2 separate regions of the Homo sapiens genome follow, and region 2 is linked to region 1. A link is a contact called in ENCODE POLR2A ChIA-PET data. All regions are on one chromosome and are shown on one strand. The core of a region is the stretch at or near the end of the contact, and the rest is flanking DNA. Distances in the headings are between cores, read along the strand shown.

Region 1 (5,540 bases), core at 1,081-3,580:
TTGTACTGCTATAAAGAAATGCCTGAGACTGGGTAATTTATAAAGGAAAGAGGTTTAATTGACTCATAGTTCTGCACGGCTAGAGAGGCCTCAGGAAACTTGCAATCATGGAGGAAAGGGAAGCAGTCACCTTCTTTACAAGGTGGCAGGAGAGAGAATGAAAGCACAGGAAAAACTGCCACTTTTAAAAGCATCAGATCTCGTGAGCACTCCTTCACTATCACGAGAACAGCATGGGGAAAACTGCCCCCATGATCCATTGAGTCTTCAGTGGAAGTGGGGACAGATGGTGTTGGGGTTAAGAGTCCTACATTTGGGTGAGCATCAGAATTTCCTGGTGCTTGTAAGAAAGTTAGGTAAGTTACTATTCCAGACCTATGTTCAGGAAAGGGCCTATGCAGTTGGGATTTGAGAATCGGAGCCTGTATTCCGACACCAGCCCTGCACCTAAGTATGGTCTTGGACAACTCTCTGACTTGTGGTTTCTTCACTTGTGGAGTGGAGATAACGGTACGGGCCCTCCCATCTCCCTGCATCATTGTGAGGGTAAAATGAGAAGGACAGGTGCAGGTGCTGATCATGAGTACAGGACACTTCCAGCTCCCTCAGCTATCGGTGTAATCCCCAGCTTGACATGTAGGCAGCTGCATTTTGGGGTCATTTGTGGCCTTGGGGACACAGAACTAATAATCAGGATTTTCCAACAATGTATTCAAATAAAGTCTGATGACTTCCGGCAGCTCTCTAACCATGAAGAATTATAGAACTTTCCTGGTACAGTAATACATTTAGAAAACAAAATAGAATCGCCATCTAAATAACTGAATTTCATTTTTTTTTTCAGGTCTTGATTAGGCATAGAGTTTGTCTTCTTAGGAATTAAGCCCAGAAGAGATAACAGTTCCAAACCACGCAAAAACATTTGTTTGACTAGGCTTTCTAGTAAAACACCACTCATCTTTCCTTCCTTCCTTCCTTCCTTCCAGTCTTTATTTCTTGACTGTGGTTCATCTTCTTTTTAAAAAAATTATCTCTTTTATATTGAGGCTTTCTATAAAGCTTCTACAAGTGCTTTTTGGAAGTAAGTTGGATTTAAGGCACGTGTAAAAGCCTGTGTCTCTCAAATTCCTCTGCCTAGAGTGAAACAGAATCTTAGTGAGAGATACAAAACAGCATTCTCTGGATTTACCCAAATCCATTCTGCAGCTGCTCCAACCACACACATCCTCACATCAAACTCATCCCCTAAAGTCTGGGATTCTCCAGGGATTATCTTACAGATACTGAGCATGACTGCCCACTGCTATGTGTGGCACCTGCTACCTTCTTCCTCACCTGCCTCTGCTTACGGGACTGGGGTCTCCATTGCTGCTGACAACCAAGGCAGCCTTAGAGAGCAGCACGTCTATGCTGGAGCACAGTGGAGGTGCCCACCACCACCACCCATGACACAGCTGCATCTGCACAGGGTCAAGGACACTGACATCAGCCTGGCTTTTGGGGCTGGCTGGTGCTGCTCTTGCCCCCTGCTTCCTGTAACCTAGGGATGCTTTTGTGATGAACTATTTTTGTTTACACTTGTTTTTTATTCCAATACCCTCATCTCAGGACCCAGGCGCAGGACTTCCCAGGACTTCTGGCCCTGGGCGCTGGGCCAGAAGACATCAGAGTGACAGGCACTGTGCTGTTCCTCAAACCCCACCAGGACCACCCCAGTCTCCATTCTAGTCCTGGTCCAGTGCAACTGAACCTAGTAGGTGCTTCTATTTCCCCCTCCTGTGAAGAGAGTCTTTCCTAGGAGACTCCATCACTCAGGTATGCAGACCCACAGGTAGGTTGAGCCACACATCATCCTGGCATTCACAGACTTACATCTAAATCCTAATCAGGGAGAGGAAGAGGACACAGCTATCTTAAGCTCAGGTTCCAGGTACAAAGTAATGAATGGGTAATTGGATAAATTACTGAATAAAAGAGGGAGAGAGAAATGGAATGAAAAGAAAAAGGGAAGGAAGGTAGATAAGTAAAAAGAAGAAAATAAAAGATTCTGGAAAGTAGTTCCTAACCCAAGTTCCAATCTCTCTCTCTCTCTCTCTTTCTCAATCATGATGGGATGGGGAGGGCAGAGGAATATGTTAGGACAGACTCCTCCACTTCCGTTCAAGTACCAATAACTAGATGTAGAAAGAAAGTATGCAAATTAGAAGACTAATGTTCTAAAATGAGTAAGAGCCTATTTGCTCACTCTTGGCTCTTAGGAAACTAGAGAACTCATGGGGAAGGCAGGCAAACAGAAGCAAGATTTCATCAGAACACTGGCCCCTTGTCAATTTATCACTCTGGTGAAACAGCGTGACGCTTGGGATTTCCCCAGAACGTCAAACTGCAATTTTACATGTGCTGCTTGGAAGCAAGCTGTGTAACTTCCTGTAATAAGGATTTCAAGTATTCAAGCAATAAATCTGAGATGCCAGAGCCTCTCTTAACACTGTCCTGTAGCTCAGCAACTCCAAATTAGCACAGCTCCACACATCCAAAGCCTGGAAAGGGTGGAAGATGAATATGAACGGACAGATCCCTCATGCTCACCCTTGGTGGTGAATTGAGTCATCAGCTGAGTATGGAAAGGAGTGGGGAACAAGCTCACAGGCTCTTTGTCTCCTTCGACTTTTGTTTCACATTTGCCAGGAGGTAAGGCCTTCATACCTGCAGCTGGGTCAAGTATCTGGAAACACGTGGGCTGCCAGCAGAGCCACTTCATGTCAGCATCAGAGTACAAAGTGAGTGTGAGACTGAGTGAGAATGTGAACTGCCAGGGTATTCCTACCCGTGTGGCCCAGGCCTGGCTGCAGGGAGGGCAAAGTCTGGCTGCAGGGAGGGGAAAGGTCAGCTACAGGTCCCACCACACATGTCCTCCAACTGCACTTTCCTTGTTCTAGCTTGGCATCAGCCCACCTTGCTGTGTGCCTTGCATGCCTCCTTCCTCTTCCTTTAGGAGGGGATAGAAGGGTCCAGCTGAGGATAAATACAACAATCAAGTCTTAGATAGCATTTGACAGCTATTTGATGAATGAATAAATAATAGATGCATAAATAAATGAATGAACAAATAAGCCAACAACTGGGTGTCAACAGGCAGACACGCACATTTTACAAATAGGTATTTCCCTACTTCTCCAGCGTGATAGAGTGGAGATCAATGGCTTTCACAATATCTTGTTAAACCTGAAAGTTTAACGAAAATATTCTCTTTTACTGAGTCCTTGTTAAATTAAAGAAAATTAGAAACAGCTACATATAGCCAGGGTAGGGGAAGGGGATGGTTGGGTAAGAAACCGAGAAACTTGAAGAAGGGGAGCAGATCATTCTGGTGGAGTAGGGACACCTGCCTTACCTGCACTCAAACATTCCCAAGTGTCGACTCCCAATTCCCAGTGAAGGCTGGAGGGGTGATGTTAATACCTCACACTGATAATCCACAGTGCCTCTCCTCAGGGTCCGCTGACTCTGACACCTTTCCCTTCCCCACTCTCCTCCCTCTTCCCTTCTAGCTCAAAGTTTGGGTGAGACTGAAAAGCCAATCTGGCTCCCACTTGCAGAGGAATCAAGGCCCCCAGAGTTTCAGAACCCAGAGGGCCCTTCGCTTAACACAGCACCTTCCTGAGAACTAGAAACAGGCGTCCCGATGGTAGTCACAGCTTCACAGGTGCATGGGGAAGTGAATGAAGATGTTGCCTTGTGTTAATTAGAAAAATATTCAATATCAGTCCTGGTCCTGGCGGGAAACAGATGACACAGTCAAAGTGGATAATGAAGGAAAGTGTGAGGGGAAGGCACCATTTACAAAGACGTGGGTGGGATTTAGGCAAACCTGCAAGGAATGGTATGGTATCCTGGGGCTAGCAACAGTGGGGAGCCCTGAGAGACAAGGAGAGAGAGAGCCCTGTACTGAGACAAAGCAAGAACTGTAGCTTTGGAAGCTGTGACCTTCAGAAAGGGAGAGAGACAATCAATGGCCCTCAGTAAGGAGAGGAGCCAAGAGAAACGCTCTTCCCTTTGCTCTCCTGCCAGCACCCCCAACGGTGGAACTCAGCCAGGTGCTGGAGGGAGGGGGGTGGGCCATGTCATCCACACAGGCCAGCCAGCCAGGGCACAGAGGAGGGTGGGAAGTGGGTCCAGAGAGGTGATGGGAAGCATCCTCATGGGTACCCCTTTCCCAGGCAGATGCAACCCTGTCCGTACACTCCCAAGGAGCCTCGCACAGGCTGCAGGTCAGCCTCGCTCTCTCCCGGGCCAGAAGCCCTTTTGCACGGCAAGACTTGCATAATCATATGTGACAGTCCTAACAGCCTTTGAGGACTATACCCCTTTTCATGTGTAAAAATATTACAAAAGGATCCCATGTCCCAAAATAAATAGAGAAAAACAAAACATTGCAAGCAGCTATCTCCAGCAACCATGTTTCTATTCTTCCAATTTGGCTCCACTTTCTCCACCAGCCTTTTTTTCTCTTCAGCAAATGGCACAACCTTCCACCTGGTCACCTGAGGCAGAAACCTGCTATTGCTTTGACCATCTCCTCCTTCATCTTCCACATCCAAATGAATGGTCACCAGCATGTTGGGTCCCTGCTGGAAGTCCATCACCACCTGTTTATTCCTACTGCATTGCCACAGGCCCTTATCCATCTTCCCGGACTCAACACTATGATCATTTCCAAGCTGAGCTCCAGCTTCTGCATGTATCCAGCCCCACTCGGTCTTCCACTCTCTCACATCCCATGGCCAGAGGTATCTTCTAGACAGAGAACATTAATATCATCTCATCACTCCACTGCTTAACATCCTTCTGTGGCTTGCCTTTTCCCATAGGCAAGTTCAAATGCATGCATCCAAATGGACGGCTCTTTACCGTCCTGCCCCATCAGGTCTCGCAGCTGCAACCCCCTCTCCCACCATATCCCTGCCCCCTTCACTCCCCTTGCTCCCTAACACTGACCTTCTTGCAATTCCTCCAAAGTATCAGGCCTCCTCCCACCTCTAGACAAATGCCCAGGCTGTTCTCTCTAGCCTGAAATACCCCCGCCCCTCCACTCCATCCAACTAATGCCTGCTTATCCACCAGACTTTTGGTGATGCATCTGTTGTTGTTGTTGTTTGTTGTTGTTTTGAAAACTGCATTGACCCTCTTTCTCTTTCCCTGCAAGCGGACTCAGGCACCTTTCATTTGCACCCATTCTCTACACTCTGTGAACACTCTTGTGCACCTCTCTTGATGCCACTGTGTTCTCACTGTTAATCTCCTTGTCTTTCACCCTCACCATCCCTGTAGCCCCATGGCCTAGCACATGCCTGGTTCTGCCTATCACAGGATCTGTAAGGGCTTACTGAAGTGAAGTAAGTTGTAATGAAATGAAAGCTTCCTAGGTTGGTGCTGCCTGACCTCTATCCAGTTAATCTATGATCAGGGTGGCTGTTGATTCTGTGGTACGCTATGCCTGTTTGATTCTTTATGACAGAATGTGATTTGCCTTGCTCTAT
Region 2 (5,540 bases), core at 1,482-3,981, 680 kb after region 1:
TTCATCTCAGTTATTGTGCTTTTTAACTCCAGAACTTGCTTTTTTTTTTTTTAGAATTTCTCTCTTTATTGAGATTCTTTATTGAGTCGTTTTTACTCTTTGATTGATTAAACCTGATTTCCTTTAGCTCTGTGAACATATTTATAATAGCTGCCTTGAAATTGAAATCTTTGCTAAGTCTAACAACTGGCCCAATTGTAGATCATATCTGTTGACTGCTTTTTTCTGGAATATGTATCACACTTCCTGTTTCTCTGCATATCTTACAAGTTTGCTGAGGACTGGACATTTTAGATTATACATTGTAGCAGTTCTGGATTCTGATTTCCTCCCTCTCCAGGTTGTTGCTTATTTTTTTTTTTTTTTTTTTTTTTGTAGCTTGTCTACTAAATCTGTATGCTCTGTCTTTGCCATGGTATGTGGCTGCTAATGTTTCTGCTTTTCGTTTGTTTGTTTTTATTTTTAACCCTGGCCTCTCAAGGTTAGCCCCTGTATCTTCGTGATGCAGTGACCAGTGGTTGGTCAGATTATAAGGGCAATGGGACTTGTGTGAGTTTGGGGGCATATCCAAATTTTAGGCAGTTTTCAAGTATACTAGCTTTTACTTTCTGCCAAGCTAACTCATACCTCCTCTAAGTGCGCTGTAGCCACCTCGACAGCCTAGAGATATGTAGAGGGCTAGGGCACTGCCCAGTTTCTCCGTCCTACCCACACTGCCTTCCAGGCAGCCACGGATGCTTGGAGAATTTATCAAGTGCCTCCGTGTCTGCCTCATTTTCTGTTAAATTTCTGGTTAGTTCACTGCATCCAGGACCAAGCGTCAGGCTCTCTAAGCTTCTACCCTTCCTGCTTGTTTGTCGGTTTTTTGGTTTTGTTTTGTTTTTGCTTTTCTTGTATTCTCTCAATCAAGTTAGCCTCTTCCTGCAAAGCTGGTAGAACCACCATGCTGACCAACCTGGTGGGTGAGGGATTGCAGCCCTAGGCAGGAATGCCATGGGCTACCACTGTCCTAACTCAAAATCAGTAGCTATTTTTATGAATAAATTCTTAATTTGTTGTATGCCTTTGGTTGATTTCCAGAGCCCTGATCCTTTTTTTTTTTTTTTTTTTTTTTCCAGTTTTGTTTAGTTTCCTCATTGCCTTTTGAGATGAGGACTGGCCATGCTCCTCATTCTGCTGTATTGTGCTTCTAAAGATAGTTTTCAAGTAACCAAGGTGAGACAGGAGATCAACAAGACTCACCAGTCTGCTGATCAGAACACGATACAAAAAATTAGCCGGGCATGGTGGCACGTGCCTGTAATCCCAGCTACTCTGGAGGCTGAGGCAGAGAATTGCTTAAACCTGGAGGGGCAGAGGTTGCAGTGAGCTGAGATTGCACCACTGCACTCCAGCCTGGGTGACAGAGCGAGACTCCGTCTCAAAAAGAAAAAAATAACAGCTAGAACTAGGAATTATAATATATTTGCATAAGATACTCCAACCAGCACCAAGACAGTTTACAAATGATGCCATGGCAATGATCTGGAAGTTACCTTATATGGTTCTGGGAACTCCCCACCCCTTTTCTAGAAAGTTTGTGAATAATTTAGCATATAATTAAGAGTGGGTATAAATACAGCTATCCTTGCAGGTTGCTTTGGGCCACTCTGCCTGTGGGATGGCCCTGCTCTGTCTATGGAGCAGCCATTTGGCTATACGCTGTTGCTCTAATAAATTTGGTTTCTTTCACTGTCAGCTTGCTCTTGAATTGTTTCTTGAGCAAAGCCAAGAGCCCTCCCAGAGTTTCTTGAGCAAAGCCAAGAACCCCCCAATTTTGGGGTTCACCAGCATTATTAGGTTTTCCTCATTTTCATCAAGAATATATTTATAAAGGAAGAAAAGATTTTTTTGTTTGTTTGTTTGAGACAGAGCCTCGCTCTGTCACCCAGGCTGGAATGCAGTGGCACCATCTCAGCTCATTGCAACCTCTGCCTCCGGGGTTCAGGTGATTCTCTGGCCTCAGCCTCCTGAGTAGCTGGGATTACAGGCGCCCGCCACCATGCCTAGCTAATTTTTGTATTTTTAGTGGAGATGGGGTTTCACCATGTTGCCCAGGTGGGTCTTGAACTTCTGACCTCAGGTGATCTGCCCGCCTCAGCCTCCCAAAGTGTTGGGATTACAGGTGTGAGCCACCATGCTCAGCTGAAAGAAATAGTTTTTCAAAATATATTACTGCATAGCTCCCTTAAACATTCATATCTCCAAAAAAGAGATAATTATAAAATTCTCTGAAATGTTCATATTTCAAACATAAGAAGGGATTAAAACAAAAATGTTTTCTTGCTAATAATCAGTCTTTTAAATGTATCTAATCGCTTTTCAAAATTTTAAAATTTAATACTTTCTAAAAATATGCAACTTCTGTAATTATCAGAATCAAGGCACTAAAATTTCTTGGGAAATAGGAAAAAATTTCATTAACAATGTTATAGTAAAACTGAGAACCTTATTTCTAATAAAAATTAAAACATTCACTTAAAAAGGAATATTGAGCCAACGTCTACCTCACTCTTGTAATAATATAGTTTCCTCTATACCTTTGATGTAGGCAAACCCCAGGGTTCTACCAGTTTTGCTGCAAGAGGAAACTGATTTGATTGAGAGAACACAAGAAAAGCACACACATACACACAAATACAGCCCCTGCCCAGCAGCACCATTGGTTACAGTGACCTGGGTGACGGACATGCAGGAAGTCTAGAAGCTCAGATAGCCTGAGGCTGGGTCCTGGCTGCCGCAAACAGACCAGCAAACTAACCAGAAATTTAACAGGAAGTGAGACAGTCACAGAGGCACTTGATAAACTCTACAAGCCTCCATGACGTGTAATTGTTATGACATGTAATTGTCCCAAGGTAGACTTACTGGCTTTTTCTATCGGTAGAGTGGTGGTGGCCATAGGTTGCAAGCATCCTGGCCTCCCAGCTGCCACCTGGTCTAGCTGTTTAAAGAAGTAAGCCAGTGGTCTAGGATTCTTCCTGAATCTTTCAGTTAGAACACCCAAAGCTATTCCTTGTTTTTCAGCCACATAAAGATTGCTGGATCAATCCATTAGGAATGCCTGTTAGCAGGTTCTGTCTCAATTTAAAGGCTCCTGATTATTCCCTTTTAGAGCTTCATAGAGTGGTTTTGCTATGAGCCCAAACCTGGGAATCCAAATCTGGCAGAATCCAGCCATTTTCCCCACAATGTTTTTTTCTTTTTTTTTTCTTCTCTTTTTTTGAGACGGAGTCTCGCACTTTTGGTCCAGGCTGGAGTGCAGTGGCACGATCTCGGCTTACTGCAACCTCCGCCTCCTGGGCTCAAGCAGTTCTCCTGCCTCAGCCTCCCAAGTAGCTAGGACTACAGCTGCATGCCACCATGCCCGGCAAATTTTTTTTTGTATTTTAGTAGAGATGGGGTTTCACTGTGTTGTCCAGGCTGGCCTCGAACTCCTGAGCTCAGGCAGTTCACCTGCCTCTGCCTCCCAAAGTGCTGGGATTACAGGCATGAGCCACTATGCCTGCCCTCCTCGCCTCAAAAAAATTCCTAATTGTTTCTTAGTTTCAAGGGGCTGGAGTGCCAGAATGAATTCTTTTCATTCCTGGGCTAAGTCCTTGTCCCAAGGGTGAGAATGTATCCCATGTATTTAACTTTTTGAACAGAAATTTGGGCCTCGTTGGGGGGGTATACTCAATACCCTCATTTCCCCACAAAATTAAGGACCTGTATTGTATTTTTTTCAGAGTCCTCCCTAGTAACGCTGAAAATTAATATGGTCATTCACATGTTGTAGGAAGGATCCATTTATTAAGCTGTAGTTACCTTATTTCTTTTGCCAATGCATTTTCAAATAAATGAGGATTATCCCTAAAACCTTGAGGGAGGACAGTCCAGGTAAACTGAAATGTAGCAAGAGTGTCTGCATTAGTCCATTCAAAAGCAAAAGTATACTGGAAATATAGTGGGAGTCTGGGTGCAAATGTGTGCTAAAGAAAGTACCCCTTAAGTCTAATACCACGAATCAGTTATCATTTTCAGGGGTCAATATTGTGTAAGAATTAGGAGCTATTGGAGCTATTAGGAGCTAGTAGGAGTCCTTGTATAAGGACTGGGAGTACTGCTTCATTAACTGCCCTCAGTTCCTAAATTAATCTCTGTTCCCCATTTGATTTACTTATGGGCAAAATAGGGATGTTACGTGGGTACTGACAGGGCCAGTTAGTACTTTAAAGTCTATACTTTAAAAGCTTTACTGTCATGGGTTGTGGGCCCCATTGTGTTTCTGGTCTCAAAAATTATTGTTTTTTTCCGTGGTAACCAACATTGAGTTTTAAACAAAACTGGACTGGGGTTACATTAGCAGCTCTACCGGGAACTTCCATGTCTGAAACAGAGGACTACTTGAGAAGTGATATGCAGTGGAAGAGAGGTCTTTTCTTTACCTGTATGAAGGCAAGCACTTAGAGCTAGAAGTAGTATTCCTGCCTGGCCTATTGCATTTTTATGAGGCTCTCCTAATTGAACTGTGGCCTGTAAGTGGGAACATAAGTCTCTTCCCAGTAAAGGAATAGGACACTTAGGCATAAGCAAGAACCTGTGGAAAAATGTGTGGTCCCGCATGGTACAACCAAAGGAGTATGTGAATCTCCTAATTTTTGGCTGGTTGTCAATCCCAGTTATGGTACAAGACTGTAAAGACAGTATCCCTGAGAAATGGGTCAGCACTGAGAAGGCTGCTCCCTTGTCTAGTAAGAACTCAGTATCCTTGCCTGCTACATCAAGGGCTATCTGAGGCTCCTCTGTGGAGATGGTAAGGTGTCATTGGGAGCTCTGGGGAACCTTGGGGCCTATCAGTCCTCTATTCTCTTGGCCATTATGGGTTTGGGTGGCCTTTGGAGCCTGGGGTAGTCCCTTTTCCAGTGGCCCTCTTAGTGACAGTAGGCACACTGATTCTGGTTACAGGACCAGCAAGTCAGGGGCTCTTGTCTGGGCATTCCAGACACTGATCTTGCAACACTTCCTCGAGATGGATAACCCTGAGGCAGAAGAGTGCTTAAGGCAGTTGTGAACGATTGTACTTTTTGGCTATTTCTTTTGTGTGTGTTTTTTCTGCCTGCTTTGCCTGTCCCTATTTTTGTAAACTCCAAAGGCCATGTTTAAGAGTTAGCTCATGGGGGGTTGAGGTCCTATTTTTGCCTATTGTAGCTTCCTCCTAATGTCAGGAGCAGATTGAGTGATAAAATGCATACCAGGGATAGCTCACCCTTTCGGGGAATCTGGGTCTACATTAGTGTATTTCCTGAGTGCCTCAACCAAACAGCCCTGGAACAGAGAGGGATTTTATTCTTCTCCTGAGTTACTTCTCTAACCTTGTCATAATTTACTAGCCTAACCACACACTTTTCCATACCTTTTGTTAAACAAGTTGCCACGTGATTTCTGCATTTAAGGTCTTGGGAACCCCTCTGGTAATCCCACTGAAGGTCTGGATCTGGAACTGCATCGCACCCCACAAG

What was found. ChIA-PET counts read pairs that join two places held with the same protein, here RNA polymerase II (POLR2A).
Region 2: POLR2A ChIA-PET joins it to region 1 with 11 read pairs in activated naive CD4-positive, alpha-beta T cell. The contact joins two enhancer-like sites. POLR2A ChIA-PET finds 5 or more read pairs at or near these places in 3 of 52 experiments (AG04450, Panc1 and activated naive CD4-positive, alpha-beta T cell).

Annotation. Positions count from the first base shown.
Region 1 is chr7:106,422,806-106,428,345 of GRCh38, forward strand. No RefSeq gene overlaps it. Among named protein-coding and RNA genes, the nearest start is that of NAMPT-AS1, 140 kb to the left of the region's middle. RefSeq lists enhancers at 1,950-3,149, 2,533-2,632. Within about 2 kb of position 2,331, at least 21 of the 41 ENCODE cell types and tissues checked have a DNase peak (open chromatin) inside an H3K27ac peak, as active enhancers do.
Region 2 is chr7:107,100,785-107,106,324 of GRCh38, forward strand. The region is part of intron 2 of PRKAR2B (protein kinase cAMP-dependent type II regulatory subunit beta); the gene reads left to right. Among named protein-coding and RNA genes, the nearest start is that of PRKAR2B-AS1, 24 kb to the left of the region's middle. Within about 2 kb of position 2,732, at least 4 of the 41 ENCODE cell types and tissues checked have a DNase peak (open chromatin) inside an H3K27ac peak, as active enhancers do.